Regions from separate parts of the Homo sapiens genome. Here region 1 is linked to region 2. A link is an interaction called in ENCODE POLR2A ChIA-PET data of the cell type or tissue named here. Cell type or tissue: GM12878. All regions are shown on one strand. Each heading gives the region's core, and the rest is flanking DNA. Links, peaks and the distances in the headings are about the cores only. Region 1 has its middle 5.5 kb from the start of LINC01095. Region 2 holds the start of LOC105377468 (a long non-coding RNA gene).

Region 1 (8,342 bases), core at 39-8,038, 65 kb before region 2:
AGTGATAAAATGCAAAGGGAGGGTGAGGCTGCCGTGGGATGAAGAGGCAGAACAGTGTTCCAGGCAGAGGAAATGGGCAGTGAGAGCACTGGGAGGTAGGAAAGATTGTGGTGTGTCCTGGATGCTGTGCAAAGGCAGCCATGGGGGCACGGCACAGATGTGGCTGGAGACAGAGCCAGTGGCGGGCCCAGCAGGGCCTTCCAGGCTGCTGGAAGTTCTGAGGATGTGATTTTGGGTACAATGAGATTAGGCAGACATGATCTAATATATGTTTTTTCACGACACCATTCCATCTTGTATGGAGAATGGATCAGAGCAGGGCAGCAGTGAAGCCAGGGGGACTGTTAGAATGATTTCATTATCGGCCAGCTGAAGGCCAGTACAGGTGGCTTAGATGAGGCTGGGGGCAGCAGTGAGAAGGGATAAGAGAAAACTGACTTGGGTTTTTTTTGGAAGATAACTTACAGGGCCTGCCAATGGGGTGGGAGCTTGATCACAGTGAGACTGGAGGATGTTTTGTGTGGGTGGGAATCGCCTGGTTTCCCCATTCAGCCCTTTAGGCCTCTGCTGGACTGACCTGTATGGAGCTCCTACCTGCTGGCCTGCCATTCTGCCACCTGCCGCTCACTTACCAGGCCCCACCATGAATTCCCTGGTCACCAGCCCGAAGCCATACCGTGAGGGCCCTGGTTGGCGAGGTCCCACCAGCTGCCATCTGAAAATGTGAAGTCTGGGCTTTGCCTGCACCTTGGGTCTGTGTCCCACCTTTAAGGGACACAGGACCTTTGAGAACTAGTTTTTATATTTAGGCTTAACTCCCCCCAGCCCTCACTACATTTAGCTTCAGCTTCCTCTGTGTTCCTGCTCACCGTTTTAGCTAAAGCCTCCAATCATGTTTATCACTCCAAAACTCTGATGAATTGTTCTTTGTCACAGCACCCAGGTTGACAGCCATATCCATTGCAAAAGATAATGAGATGGTGAGGTCTGACTTCTACTGGGTGAATTTGTGTGATGCTCAGCAGAGGTCAGGTGTCACACTCTTTTAGGAAATTGAGTAAGACTTGTACCATAGACCTAAGCAGGGCTGAGAGGGAGCTTCACGAACAGCCTGTTTGGCTGTATGATGTGGGGATTCCACTGCATGGGCTTGCTGCCTTTTACGATCAGGCCCGCCCTATGTGTATGGGAAGATAGGCTGAGAAGGATGGAAGGATTTTATAATATGATATCTCTGGCATAACCTAGATCTTAGAAGCTGGCCCAGGGAGTGAGGGTGGGGTTTCGTCCAACTGGATGCTCAGTACTAATTTCAGAGTCCAGTTTTTAAAGAGCAGTAAAGCTGAGAGGTTTGTTTCTTGAAGGAATCATCTCATAGATAAATGATAGCCATCCAGCATGAAAGCAAATGCTGTGAAGTGTTTCCCTCTTCATGACTAGGTTAGGGGAAAACAGCCCTCTTCACTGAAGCAAACTCCATTTTTAAATGAAACGATGATTATGAAGAGCAGAGATCTCTAGCAGTGAGGTCTAGCATTTACTGAGCACCTACCTTGTGGAGAGGCTTTTATGTCTATCACCTGTGGGCCTCACTTCATCCTGCAGGGTGGACTGCTTTGTCTCCCAGCATTCTCTCCCCCTTCCTTAGGAAATGCTTCTTCCCCAACTTGAATGATGGGGTTCAAATGAGCCCCAGGGAGATGAAGAATTCTTTCCTGAGATTTTAGAATGTAACAGGGAGCATGAGGCAGGCCCTTTCTGGAGACAGACAATTCGAGGTATGAGGCAAGAAAAAGCTGGGCTGTAGGAAGGGTAAATAAAAGGCAGCATTAGCCCATCCTTTTTTCATGGTTTGGTTTTTATTGCTTCCTATGCACAGAAATTTTCCTTTGTTTTGTAACCTCATTTTTATTACAATTCAGAGTTCCAATTAATATGATGCTATTATTGTCGCATTTCACAAATAAGGAAACTGAGTTTTGGAGAAGTAATCATTTATTTGCGTGAGGTCACATGGCCAGTAAGTGGTGGAGCCAAGATTTAGATTTAAATCTGGGAGACTCAAAAAAAATCCCATTATACACCCTGCAGACTTCTTATTGCCGTTAGATCCAGCGATGTGCTATTTCCATGAAACATACTTAAAGCAAACTGTCACTGGTTGAACATAAAAAGTAGGCAAAGATATATCAGCCAAAAGTAAACTAAACAACTTGTAAAAAATTGTCTTAAATATATTTTTAATGGAGAAATCATTGAATAGTGCAATAGGAGATCTTTTATACTGATTTCAAAATACAATACATAAAGAAGATAAAATAGCCAATAACTATTTTATAACTGAACAACAGTGATCAAAATATATGTAAAAACCAAGAAGTTGGAAATGCAAGGAGAATTGTCAAAACCACAATCATAATGGGAGACTCATACTGCTCAAACCTCAGCAGGTGAAGTAACCAAAAATTTATAAAATTATAATGAATTTGAATCACAAATAATTAACAAGCTAGCCAAGGCACAGAAACTACACATGCTTTCCAAATCCCCACAGAACATTTATAAATTTTATTGTGTATCAGACCACGAAAGAAATTTCAGTAAACTCCAAATATTATATATAGTCACATTCTCTGATCATTATGCAAGAAAACTCGATGTTAAGAACAAAATATGTCAAAAATAAATCTAACTACATGGGGGAAAATATTATTTTAATAATTCTTTTTAAAAAAGAACTATTCAGAATGAGGTACATCTACATGTGTGGCTATGACTGTATCTCCAAGTTATATTAAATTAAAACCAGCAGATGATAAAACAGTTTATAAAATAATCTAATTTTTGTATATTTAAAAGGATTTTTGCATATTAAATTAAATACATAAATAACTTTCCTGGAAGAATGCATAAGAAAACTGTTGACATTGGCTATCTTAAGAGAGAGGATAAGGGTCAGAGGTAGGGAGAGGAACACTATAGAGAACTTAAATCATATGCAATTAACAAGCTACCCAATATACAAACTATGCATTCTTTCCAAATCCCTATTGGATATTTTTAAAGTTTATTATGTACCAGGCCATGAAAAACATTAATAAATTCTAAATACTATATACAGACCACATTCTTTTTTGTACTCTTCAAATTTTTCTTCTACCTAAAAAAAATAAGATGAAGTGCATTTTATAATCTATTGTTTATAAAAGTAACCTCTAGATCAAAAATACAAATCCTCCAAATTATTAGCAGAACCACACACAAAACAACAAAGAGCCCAAATAGTGGAGAAACATTTTTAAAGCCATAGAAATAGAAAGCATACTATTAAAAAATGACAGAAATGTAAATAAGTTAAATCCACCTATTAAAGAAAAAGTTTATAAAATTGGATCACAAAGAAAATTAAACTCCGTGTTGTGCATATGAAGAATGCTTAAAAGATAGACATTTAGCAAAGGTTAAAAATTAAAAGATGGTTAAAGTTATACCATGAAAATATAAACAGAAACAAGTCAGGGGTCATGATTTTACTATCAGAAAAGGTGAACTTGGATCATAAAGGATTAAACAAAACAAAGAAAGGCACCTTATAATGCTAAAGGGTGTAATTCATTATAAAGATACATATTCATAGATAATTACATAGAAAACTGTATTTTCTGAAACTGATTTCAGAAAAGATATCCACCAGATTAATTTATTATCTTAAAAATAGACAAAGTTGTGAAAAATCTAACTCAAGACCCCTTAAAAATGTTTCTAGACAGTTTCACATAACAATTTATGTAAATTTCTAAAGAAAGATGATTCCAATGCTCTTGAGACTGTTCACAAAGTATAGAAGAAGGAAAGCATCCATTTTCTTTAACTGAAGTGAGTACAACACTGCAAAAGCTAACAAATTGCACCTAAAAGAAAACTACATACTAAATTCACTGATGACTCTCCATAAAAATATCATAAATAGAATATTAGTAAATAGAGTTCAACAGTATCTTGAAATAATAATGCACCATGACTAGGGTTTAAGAATGTAAGAAAATTTCAATATTTAGAAATCATTCATGTGATTTTCCATATTACTACATATAAGGAGAAAAACCATATGATTATCTTCACAGATGCTCAAAAGCATTTGGTAAAATTCAAAGATATTCTAGACCAAATTCTCAACAAAACAAGGCTAGAAGGATATTTCTTCAACATGATTTTTTAATCTATATATAGTCATGCGTCACTTAACAACAGGGAAACATTCTGAGAAGTGCGTCATTAAGTGATTTCATCGTTGTGCGCACATCATAGAGTGTACTTACACAAACCAAGACGGTATAGCCTTCTATACACCTATGTAATAGGATATAGCCTATTGTTCCTAGGCTAGAAGCCTGTACACCATGTTACTGTACTGAATACTGTAGTCAGTTGCAACACAGTGGTAAGGATTTGTGTATCTGAACATATCTAAACATAGTAAAAATACAGTATCATAATCTTATGGGGCCACTGCTGTGCCCCATAAGATTTATCTATTATACATGTTTATCAGAACATGCAGTCTGTTGTTGACAGAAATATTATACAGCACATGGCTGTATTTATGCAACAATAGATAGATTAGATAGATAGATAGATAGATAGATAGATAGATAGATAGATAGATAGATAGATAATCTTTTCTCCAAAAACAGGAACTAGACTCAATTTGAACCAGACTGTGAACTCTAAGATTTACCAATTGACTAGGAACCACACTTGAGGCATTATCAACCTGTGGCTCCCAACTGATATGGGTCCCACTTGGGGGTCCCCAACAGTTGTAAAAAAAAATTCTTTCCATGGTACCAGCTGCACTCCCAGTACCAACTTTTAGCTGGAAGCCAGGCATTAACTTGCATTCCTCCCCAAAATATGGAAATTTCCACCTAGGGATTGGAGAGATGGTCATAAGAGACCTTCAAGTGTTTAAGGAAACACCATCAGTAGATCATGTAGCCTTCATATGATGTAGGGATCTCTCCAAAATGAGGCCACCCTTAGTTACTTGGGGTTGCTTCTTGGAAAGATAACTTGTTATTTATGCACACTTTGAAATCGATTGTCAGGAGTCTTCCAATTAGAAAAGTTAGTAAAAAAAAATTGTCTTTGACTTTAGCTGAAGTAATCAGTGTTACCATCTGAGCCTCAGAAGGCATTTAGATTAGCCTGAACTCACTGGTCAGAGTTGTTATGGGTGACAAAATTGCCCTAGATTTCTTCATCATGAGCCAAGGAGGAATCTGTGCAATCAGTAATGCATCCCGCTGTACCTGGAGTAATGCCTCTGGCCATCAATGTGGAAACTTAAGGAGAAAGCCACCTGACTTCTAAGGTAGATGTGGATAGTTTATGAGATGTGTTTAGCTATTTGGCCTGTAACTCTGGGGATCATGGTTGAGGTCAGTACTGGTTGTTCTCATCCTGTTAATAGTAGCCTTAACTGTGGTAGCCTCACAGTGGCCTCGTAAATGCTGTATGAGATTATATTGAATGAATTTGCTTCCAGCCTCTGTCAGTCAGATTACTCAGATTAACCAATGAAGTGGCATACTGATGGAGAAAATTCTCCAGAAGTCACTACAGTATAGAAGAAAGTGTGGATATTGTTGGGGGACAACCTTCTATTGACCTGTTACATTTCTGACTATCTTGAAAACATATATTGACTGCCCTTTCTTTCAGACTATCTTTTCAAGGATATTTGCACAACGTACAGCCTTGGAACTTAAAGATATGTCTCCCTCCAGAGAAAAATGTAGATTTTCTTACAGCCTTGAATGATAAAGGTAATGTATGTCACCTTCTGGAGAAAAGATCACACATGCTTATTGCCGAATATAAAAGATTCAAGTTCCCTAAGCTCAGGGTTTCTCTTCTGTAAGGCAACCTACTGCATATACAGGCATCTATCTGGGCCTATCTGAATCTCTCTCATAGGACTTGAGAGCAAGGATAACTGACACAAATAGGCTGATGTTCATGCTTCTTGCTTTCTATGAGTAATAAAATCCTGTGTCTCTGATCTAGGAGTCTCATGTCTTCTGCCAGCAATCATGCTGTGACAAGCCAATGTGTTACCTTGCAAGTAGGGTAAAATCTCAAGCCCTTCATATTTCTGGATAATAACAGAAGACAAAAATGGAGTTGTCTAGCCCAGTTTATGGAGAAAACTATTTTTAAAATCAAAATACTTTGATTTCTTGTCTAATAAGAACTTACGTTTTCTTCCTATGCCTTGGGCCTGGTGGAATTGTCAAAGCCTTCCCAAAAGCTGCTCCCCAGTACAACCTCCAGGCTCACGTGCCAGTCCAGCCTTTTCTATTCTACAGTTTCTAAGATTTCTACAATTTTCCTAGGTTCTACCTCTGACCCTTCTTGAAGAAGGTCTTCCTTTATTTATTTTAATTTTAATTTAATTTAATTTAATTTTTGAGATAAGATCTTGCTCTGTTGCCTGGGCTGGAGTGCAGCTCACTGTAGCCTTGACCTCCCAGGCTCAAATGATCCTTCTACCTCAGCCTCCCAAGTAGCTGGGACCACAGGCACGCATCACCAAGCTGGGCTAATTTTTTTAATTTTTTTTTTTTTTATAGATGGGGTCTCCCTATGTTGCTCAGGCTGGACTTGAACTCCTGGGCTCAAGTGATCCTCCTTCCTTGGCCTTCTAAAGTACTGGGATTATAGGCATGAGGCCACCGCACCCAGCCTTCCTTTATTTGATACACAAAATTCCTCCCCAGGGACATCAAGCTGTCTTGCAAAACTGGTTTCTTCATTTTTCTTCTGGAGATTTCAATAGCCCTGGGTCCCTGGAAATCAAATTCTTACATCATTCACTCATTTATTTTGTCATTCACCAAATATCTCTAACACCTTATGTACTCAACACAAAGTAAGTGTACAATAACCACTTACTGAATGATTAATAAATCATTTAAATCAACACCATCTCTCAAATCAACACTCAAATAATATATCACTGTAAACTGTGAACAGTGCTATGAAAGAAAAGTACTAAAAAAAAGGACAACATTAACAGCTATAGAGGAAGTGGCATTTAAAGTGGGAACTGCAGGGGGAGTAGGAGTTAACTAGGTACAGGGATGGGGATATATTCCAGGCAGAGAGAAGAGCATTGACTCACTTTTCTTGGTCCTGTGCCTTTTTCCAAGTCACAGTCAATGGCCAGCTAGAAAGACTTTTCCTTTCAAGAGGCCCTATTTCTTCCTCCTCTTTTGTAAGGTGGACTCTGTTCCTCCTCCCACCATCATCCCGATGGCCTCAGTGGCAGGCATCATCTTTTCTGGAGTTGTCTCTGCTTCATCAGCCTCTCCACTGACCCCAAGAGGCTCCCCGTCGCAGTAGCTTCAGACAACCACGAACTTGCTCACTGAGGGGCGCATCCCACTCCTTGCCTATTTGCATACCCTGAGCCCAGTTACTCACACAACCTTTAATGGTTACTGCTTCTATATACATCTCCAGATTCTCATTGATAGCTCATCCCTCAAGCGACTTTAAAGAAATGAGATGCACATTAAGCTTTATGATACAACATGTCTTAAAAAGATTACAGAAACATCAGAACTAGAAAAAATAGAATGCCCACTCCTTATGGGATCATTTGTGAGCTAGGCAAATTCTTATAATACAAATTGACCTGGTGTTTTCCTGAACAAATTAAGTAGAAAGTAAGCCAGACACCAAGAAAAAAAAAAAACAACTCTGGTGGCCAATGTTAGAACTCATTTGTTGTAGCAAATACTGCTACCTTTAATCATATTAAAGTAGTTGCTGCTGCCTCCTCATGTGTTGGCACTGTAAACAGTACTTACAAACTACTCTATAATAAAGCATAGAGATGTCTATGTTTTAAACGTCCTCCTTCATCATTCAGATCAGAAAAGGGATGTGACTTTGAACAGAGGAAATACGTGAGTGACATTAAGTGTGGTATAAGCCTATTTTATGTTCCAGCTCTGGTATGGGGCTGGGTAAAGCATCAATTCTGGTAAATGCCAGCCAAATTTGCTGTCAATAATAAGATAAATCCATGACAGGATAAGAATTGCTGTCTACTACAGAAAACTGCTTCTTGTTAGCAACATTACTTTGCTGCTCTATGAACTGCTTCTAGGGGTGATGAGTAATATGACAAGCTTTTTGTGTGCGTGTCCAATAAAATATATAGTTTCTTGTAGCAAAATGAAACTGGGCATTGAAGCTATGTACAGTACCTAGATTGATATTTTCTTAGCTATTAACTTGAATTAATCCTGATATGATACTATTTTCATTTG
Region 2 (8,342 bases), core at 193-8,192:
TTACCCTTGGCTATTACCTCTGCAAGTCTTGGAGGCTTACTTGGTGATGTGTTCCAGATCACATTACTGCAGGGGCTGAGCCCTAGTAATCTCTGGCCAAAGTTGCTATACAAGGGGGTCCCTTCACACTGCAAGTGGGCATGGGACTACTAAGAGGCACCCAAGTAGGTTACCTGAGCTCTATATGTACGCAATGACTCTGTCCATTATATAAAAATGTTCTTACCTCCTCTTGCTGATCGAGATCGATTACTCCTGCCAGGATGGTCATTTCTAACTTGCTGGTCTCTGGACACAAAGAGCCCAAGGTGCCCTGGAAGGCTGCCTTAATTTTGTGTTTAATGGAACTCTGGCTTTTCTGCCTGGCTAGAGTGCACCCACTTTGAGGACCAGGAGCTCTAACCCCACAGCCCCCACAGTTGTGCAGCCATGAAGTGAAATGACCCCTGTGAGTCATTGGAATGGATGAGAAGATGGTAGAAAAGAAGGTATTCGTGCCCCGTGGTTCCTGGGTCCATGCATACTTCTCAATGGCGACACAGCTCCATACCTGAGGACAGACCTCCACAAGTCTCTGGTTCAGTGCATAAACTGCATCCTGGAGAATGATACCCACTCTTACAGAGTATTGTGTCTGTGCTGGTGCTGAAGTTGGGCCATTAGAAGGTTATTCCAGTGCTCTTTGAGGCTGGCTGCTTCTGGATGATGTGGCTTGTGGTAGAACAAGTTGGCCCCATGGTCAAGGGTTTCCTTTAGTGTGAAGTAGGTATCCTGTTAGATGTTATGTTATGTGGGATTCCATGCCTGTGGAACAGACGTTCCATAAACTCTCAGATAGGAAGCTTAGCAGGCTGAGCCTCCGAAGGCAAGAAATGCAAACTTTTACCAGTATAGCTACCTATTCTAATAAGAATTAATCACTGGCCCTCCCATGATAAAAGGGACCTAATGTAGTCAACTTGTCACCAAATGACAATTTGGTTTCCTCAAGAGATAGCGCCATATTGCAGGATCAGTATTGGTATCTATTGTTGGAAGATTGGACATTTGGAGGCAGCCATAGCTAGATCATGGGAGTTCATGCTGTTGGACCCATCTCTGCTTCCATGGCAGCTTCATTCATGTGCAGGTCATGCTAATTCTGGGGTAGCCAATGACAAAGCCTGGATAATATTGGCTGTCCAAGTCATTTTTGTCTACTTGCTTATTCAGTGCCTCTTCCTTGGAAAATTCTTTCTGGCAGGGTCATCACTTTCTTCATGTTTCTGAGAACCACCCAGCCGTAAATTTGCCTATCTCCTAAGATCCTCGACAGAGTGTTAAATCCAATGTTCCACAGTGTCCCGAGACTAAAACGTCTTGCTTTTCCAGTCTTATATCCTGGCCTCTTTGATCAAACACCCTCAACATCAAATCCCGGGAGTACTTCCCTTGGCTTCTGCCAGTCCGTGGTGGCTAATTCTTCCAGCCTTTTTGGGATGTAATCTTTCTCTTCCCTTATCAGGCACAGCATGTCCTCAGAAGTGGGGTGCTGGGGTTTAACCATGTTTATCCATCTGGCACTAAGAGAAGAGGTAGTAAACCAAGGAGACTCTTGTTGTGTTGAAGAAAATAGGCCTCTGCAGTGTCCTCCTTTCTGGGCAAAGCTCTAAACTTGTGGGAGATGGGACACTTCTGTAGCCTCTAATGGCTTGGGAGTTTGCAGGGTCACTGTCTTCAGGGGTTCTTCACCCAGATGTCTGTATTCCATGTTTCAGGGTCCCTGCTTTTCTCAGCTAGGGCCCTGACCTTAGCATAGCAGACCTGCCTTGGCTGATCATTCATTGTCTTTGTAGTTCTGCAACTCTATTAAATGTTGACTTCATACCTCAGCTATGCCCACTTTGCACTTCTGAAGACAAGGGATGCTTTGAAAGCTACGAAGAAGGACCTTTGTCTTTCATACTTATTTTTTAAACACAGGTTTATTAAGATAAAATCTACATATAGTAAAATTTAGATGTATAGTTTGATCAGTTTTTGAAAAATGTATATATTAGTGTAACAACCACCACAGTTGAGATAAGGAACATAAGCATCACCCCAAAAAATTCCTTCATGATGCTCCTTTTTAATTAATCTTCTTGCCAACCCCAGCCCCTGGCAACCATGGTTCTGATTTCTGTCTCTGTGACTTTTTAAAAGTATCACATAAATGGAATCATTCATGAGGTCTTTTGCACCTGCCTCTTTTCATTTTAACACATTTGAGAGTCATTCATGTTGCTGCATGCATCAGTAGTTCATTCCCTTTTGTTTTTAATAGTATAGATGCATCACAATTTGTTTATCCATTCCTCATTAGGTGGACATTTGGGTTGTTCCAGGTTTGGGTAATTATGAATAAAACTTGTATAAACTTTCACATTCAGGTCTTTGTGTGAAGTTATGCTTTCATTTATCCTGAGTAAATAGCCAGGAATGGGATTGTTGGGTTACATGATAATGTGTATGTTTCAGATAATTTAAAAACACTGCCAAACTGACAAAATAGCTGTACCATTTTGCATTCCCACCAGTGATCTATGAGAGTTACATTTGTTACACATCTTCGTCAGGACTTTGTGCTATCTGTAGTTTAAATTTTTGCCATCAAAACTATAATACATATATGGTGATATTTTATTCGATTTTGCATTTTTCTAATAATTCATGATATTGAGCATCTTTCCATGTGCCTATTTGCCATCCATATCTCTTGTTTGGGAGCTATTGAAGCCTCCTCCCAATATTTGGCATCTGTCAGGTCTTCCCATTTTTTAAAATGGCTTTTGGTTTTTCACACATAGTTTTTAGTGTTCATTTGTCATAATCCCTTTGCAGGGCATAAAACAAATTAGTAAAATCCCATCAAGTCCATTGTCTTTGTACACACTGTTCCCCTCATAATTTTTGAAGGCCTGATGTCCCGAATCACCACCAATGAAAGTTTTAGCAATTAGGCCACCATCTTGTGCCAAAGATTATCCATGCCCCACATTCCATTCCAGAGGAGATCTACCTTACTAGCCAGAAAGTGAGTGATCCTGTCCCCAAACCTCTTTGACTACCTGCCTTCTTGGATTAATCCTGGTTCCAGTTCGGTTGTCTGGGAAGCTGATGCCAAGATGGAATTAGAAGGGCAAAAGATTTATTGGACAAAACAGCTGTGAAAGGTAAAGGGATGAGGGAGCAGAAGTAGGCTCTGACATCTGTGAAAGGAAATGAGGAAGGAAGAAGGGTTGGATAAGAAGAGGCTCCAACTGAAGTGCAGTCTGAGAAAATCAGCCAGTACAATGGGGAACCTCAGAGTAAATATTGGCCATTAGAAGAGTCCCACGTTGGGCAAAAATGATGAGCTCTAGTACCCCTGCCTGCTCAGTTATTGACTGGGAACAGCCCATGGGGAGCATGACCTCGGTGTGCACCCTATGGCAAATCCCAAAGGTACTACAGCTGGAGACTGAAGGCTGACTGAACTCATGGAAGATTTACTTTGGAAGGGGCATTTAGATAGCTCAGCTCCATGGCTGCTGCAACTCCACTGGTGGGGAGGATTAAATAGGTAGTGATGGTGGGGGACAGAGTTGAGAGGGAAGGAGACTCAGTGGATGGAGATCAAAGAGAGACTTTGGGGGGAGAGTATAGCAATGTCCAGCAAGAATGTGGTTAGACTCTACTCCAAGTGTTGCACAGTGAAAGCCTTCCCCTCCATCTCCCCACTGAGTCCCCTGTTGTTCCAATATTGCTCTGTCAGGAGGTTAACAGAAAGATCAGTTCTGCTTCAGACTTAAAGGAGGAAAACCTTACAGTTTCACATGAGAATAACTTTGACCCCATTTTACAGTTTAAAAAAACCACAAAAGTACCAAACCCTTAAAATCATGTCTTTAAATAAAACAGTATTCTAGTCTTTTCCATGTCTGACTCATCCTTCACCCAGCTACCAAATATATCTTCCTAAAATATTTCTCTGCACACATGTCTCTTGAATAACCTGTTAACAGGGCTCAAAGCCCCCATCTAACTCTCCAAACTTTTCTACTATTCTTCAATACAACCGTCTGCTCCCAGTCTTCTTTTTAGAAACACAATCACATGTTTCCTCTGCCCTGCCTTTGCTTACAGCATCAGTCTTTCACCCAAGGACCACTACCCAGAGCCAGCCAATAGACATGGTATGTTTGGCTCATATAGTGTTTTGATTTTTACAAATTCTTGTCAACATTTAAACATCACCAATTTCACAACAAAATTTAGATTTCTCACTTTTCCTGAAAAATTGGAAGTCCTGGTAAGACTGGGCCCTCCCCTGGCAGCATTCATTGTTGGGCGCAGGAGCCCTGTGCAAATGGAACACGTGCTCCCCACAACCACCCCAGCCTGACTCATGTGATGCATGGCTCTAGTAAGCTTTTAAATTTTTTTTCTTTTTTCTTTCTTTGGAGACAGGGTCTCACTCTGTTTCCCAGGCTGGAGTGCAGTGGCACGATTATAGCTCACTAGAGCCTCAAACTCCTGGGCTCAAGCAATCATCCTTCTCAGCCTTCTAAGTAGCTGGGACTATAAGCATGAGCCACCCTGCCCTGCAGCACTAGTAAGCTTTTGAGTTTGCAACCCCAGCTCTCATTGTCTCCCTGCCTAGAATACACTTCCCGTTTCTCTCCTCTCCCTTCCAAGGCCACCTCCTTTTCTAATCTGGTTCCCTACTCCTCCATTACTGTTCCTCCCTCTGAATGCACTCATTATTTACATGGCTCCTCTTGCACTTGAGGCTCCTCAGGATTCCATTTGTCTTTGTGTCCTGATTTCTCAAATTCTTTGAGGATGGACCCAGTGTCAAGCACTTAATGCCCCACACTTAGTAGGGGAACAATAAAGGTGTGTTGTAGTGCTGCCTTTGACACACATGTACATTGTGCTTTTAGAAGTTGCTATAAATGCAACCTGAAACAGCATGAGCAGAAAAGGAGGGCTTCTTGGCTCGTGAGCTAGATATGCAAGGAAGTAGCTGGGGACAACCAGAACCAGAAACCTGAATGCTGTCAGTTCTAGATTTCTCTCCCACTCTCAAGTTCGTTCTTTATTTCTTCCCCAGATTTCTGTGCCTGAGTCATTGTTGCCTACTATCTACTGCAGACAGGATTTTTCACACAGAAGACATACCTGCTGACAGCTCTGGGGTTGCTTTCACAAAGCTCCATTCCTCTATTCAATTCAAAAACTTTCAAGACAGGACTCAGACTGGCTTGATGGAATCATATGCCAACCCCTATGTATAGGAGATGGGATGCTACCACAGTTAAACACAAATGCAAAAGGAGCAAATCTGTAAAACAAAGGGGATATACTTCCTAGAAGAAAGGAGAGGCTGGGCACGTTGCCTCACATCTGTAATCCCACCACTTTGGGAGGCTGAAGAGGACTGATTGCTTGAGCCTAGGCGTTTGAGACCTGCCTGGGCAACATAGGATGATCCTGTTTCTACCAAAATAAATAAATAAATAAATAAATAAATAAATAAATAAATAAATAAATTATCTGGGTGTGGTAGTGCACACCTGTGGTCCCACATACCCAGAAAGCTGAGGGAGAAGGATCACTTAAGTCTAGGAGGTCAAGGCTGCAGTGAGCTATAATGATGCCACTGAGCCCCAGCCTAGGTGACAGAGTTAGACCGTGTCTCAAAAAAAGAAGAAAGAAAGAAAGAAGGAAAGAAGAAAGAAAGAAAGAAAGAAAGAAAGAAAGAAAGAAAGAAAGAAAGAAAGAAAGAAAGAAAGAAAGAAAGAAAGAAAGGAAAGAAAGAAAAAGAAAGGAAGAAAGAGAAAGAAAGAGAGAAAAAGAAAGAAAGAAACAAAGGAGAGAGAAAGAGAAAGAAGAAAAGAAAAGCCAAGAAAGGAAGGAAGAAGGAGGAAGGAAGGAAAGAGAAAAGGAAAGAGAAATATAGGTAGAACACGTTAGAAGATGTTCACAGGGTTAGAACAAATTGAAAATAATTTTTTTGTTTTTTCTGTATGAGCAATTTATACCACTTACATATCAGTTAAATTAAGTATGATTCATGACTTTCTTTTTTATTGTAGTTTGGAGAACTATTCTTTCTATTTATTTCTGATTTTATTTTAATTTTAGCAAAGAAATTCATGTACTTAGTTTACAAAAGTCAATCATTATAAGTCTTTAATTTAAAAGAGAAAAAAGCATCCCCTCTCTATCCTGATTTCTGCTCCCAGAGGAAACATTTTCAAATCTTTCAGCCATCACTTCTATATTTACCTTCATATTCTTAAATAACATTATTACATTGCTATGCCTCTATCTTTAAGCTTTTAGACATAATGTATTAGCTTTCTAATCTGGAAGTTGAGTCTCCAGCTTTCTTTCTACTCCATCCCCCTTGCACACTATACAGATGGTTCCCAACTTATGATGGTTTGACTTTAAATTGTTCTGCTTTATGATGGTGTGAAAGCAATACACATTTCAGTAGAAACCACACTTCGAGTACCTATATGATCATTCTGTTTTTCACATTCAGTACAGTATTCAATAGATTACATGAGAAATTCACCACTTTATTATAAAATAAGCTTTGTGTTAGGTAATTTTCCCAACTGTAGGCTAATGTAGGTGTTCTGAGCACATTTAAGGCAGGTCAGGCTACAATAAGCTATGACGCCTGGTAGGTTAGTGTATTAAATGCATTTTTGACTTACAATATTTTCTGCTTAACGATGGTTTTATTGGGACGTAACCCTATCATAAATCAAGGAGCATCTGTACTCCTTACATGGTCCCAATAGGGTTACTACACAATTTTGGTTGAAGTCATTCTTATGACCATGAAAATATTGTTAACAGTTGGGGCATGTGATCATGTTTTATCTTTTCTTGTCTAATTGTTTTGTTTCCTACAGAAAACCACCCCACTGCTTTTCTATGTGACTCTCATGTATCAGCTCCAAGCTCTACAAAACTGTATCGGTCTCCTTCACATGAACAAATGCATCAGGCAATCTCTCAGTGTCATTCTTTACCCTTGACTACCTTCCTCCTGCACCTGCTGTCCTCTTGCTAGGTTGGATGCACAGCTATGGCCCCAGGACTTCCTGTCACCATCACCCTGGGAATTCCCCTTGCCTCTCTTCCGTGTTGGATGCCCTGTTTCCTCTTTCTTGGGTTATTATGTCATGTTGGTGGAGCACATCCTCCAGGAGCTTCCGGAAAAAGAAATTGAAGGGAAATTTGTGGAGACCTTGCATGCTGTAAAATGCAATTTCTACCTTCAAACTTGATTGATAATCTAGATATGAAGAGAATTATAGATTAGAAATATTTTCCAGCAAATTTTTAAATTTTTAAAGGCACTGCTCTTTTGTTTCGTTACTTGAAGTATAAGAATATACCTCAGGAAGTGAAGGAATGGGCTGCTGAGGGAAGAGCACTCCAGATCATGGATGTCCAGTGCAAAGAGCCTGGGGTGGGGCAGAAGCAAGCCTGGCATTGTGGAAGAACAGATGGTCTGGGTAAGCTGGACCAGGGTTTGTGAGGGGGAGAGAGGTGAGATGTGGATTGCAAGAAGTAGTCTGTGGCCGATTATATCAGGCTTTGGAGGTTTTTTATAAGGATCTGGCTTTTATCCTAAATAAGCTAGGGAGCCAATGAAGGGTTTTGAGCAGAGAAGTGTCATGATCTAAATCATATGTTTAAAGCATCAGACTGGCTGCTGTGTTGAGAATAAACTGGTGGGCTAAGGCAGCAGGAGGGAGACCAGCTAGGAGGTGATTGCAGGAAGTCAAGCAAGTGATAATGGGCTTGTACCCAGCTAGTGGGGTTCCAGTTAGTGATGTTGAAAGTGTTGAAAAGTGTTCCGTTTCTGCTTTTTTTTAAATGTGAAACCAACAGGACATGCCAGTGATTATAAAGCATATGATGATGATATAGGATAAAGGAAGAGAGGAGTTAATTAAATATGACACTGATGTTTTTATCCTGAACAAATGGAAGGAAGGAATTGCTGAAATAGAGACGTCTCTGAAGAGCAGAAGCTGTTTTGAACATTGCAGTTTGAAATACCTATTAGACCTCTGCTTGGAGATCCCAAACAGGTAGTAGCTGGATATGGGAGTCTGGGGCTAAGAGGAGGGGTGTTGGCTAGATATATAAGCTTTGAAGTCATCAGCCTATAAATATTGACAAAACAAGTGAGGTGGCAGAGGAATTAGTGAACATAGAAAAAAAAGAGGTCTGAGGATTGAGATCAGAGGCATGCCCATATATTAAAGATTAAGGAACAGAGGAAGAATCCACAAAGGAGATTGAGA

What was found. Peaks named below come from ENCODE experiments on the same cell type or tissue, not always from the same donor. Only the 100,000 strongest peaks of a DNase experiment are listed, where the experiment ranks them.
Region 1: POLR2A ChIA-PET joins it to region 2 with 5 read pairs; 2 of 35 experiments call an interaction of 5 or more read pairs at or near these places.

Annotation. Positions count from the first base shown.
Region 1 is chr4:146,123,279-146,131,620 of GRCh38, reverse strand. No RefSeq gene overlaps it. Among named protein-coding and RNA genes, the nearest start is that of LINC01095, 5.5 kb to the right of the region's middle. In GM12878, for the core only: no CTCF peak of the experiment used is centred there; no DNase peak of the experiment used is centred there.
Region 2 is chr4:146,058,848-146,067,189 of GRCh38, reverse strand. LOC105377468 (a long non-coding RNA gene) reads left to right here and starts at 7,193. Exons shown (of 4, transcript NR_188432.1): 1 at 7,193-7,544; 2 at 7,924-8,126. RefSeq lists enhancers at 4,051-4,210, 7,067-7,286. In GM12878, for the core only: no CTCF peak of the experiment used is centred there; DNase peaks (open chromatin) are centred at 3,829, 7,119 and 7,849; H3K4me3 peaks cover 1,877 bases; H3K27ac peaks cover 4,375 bases.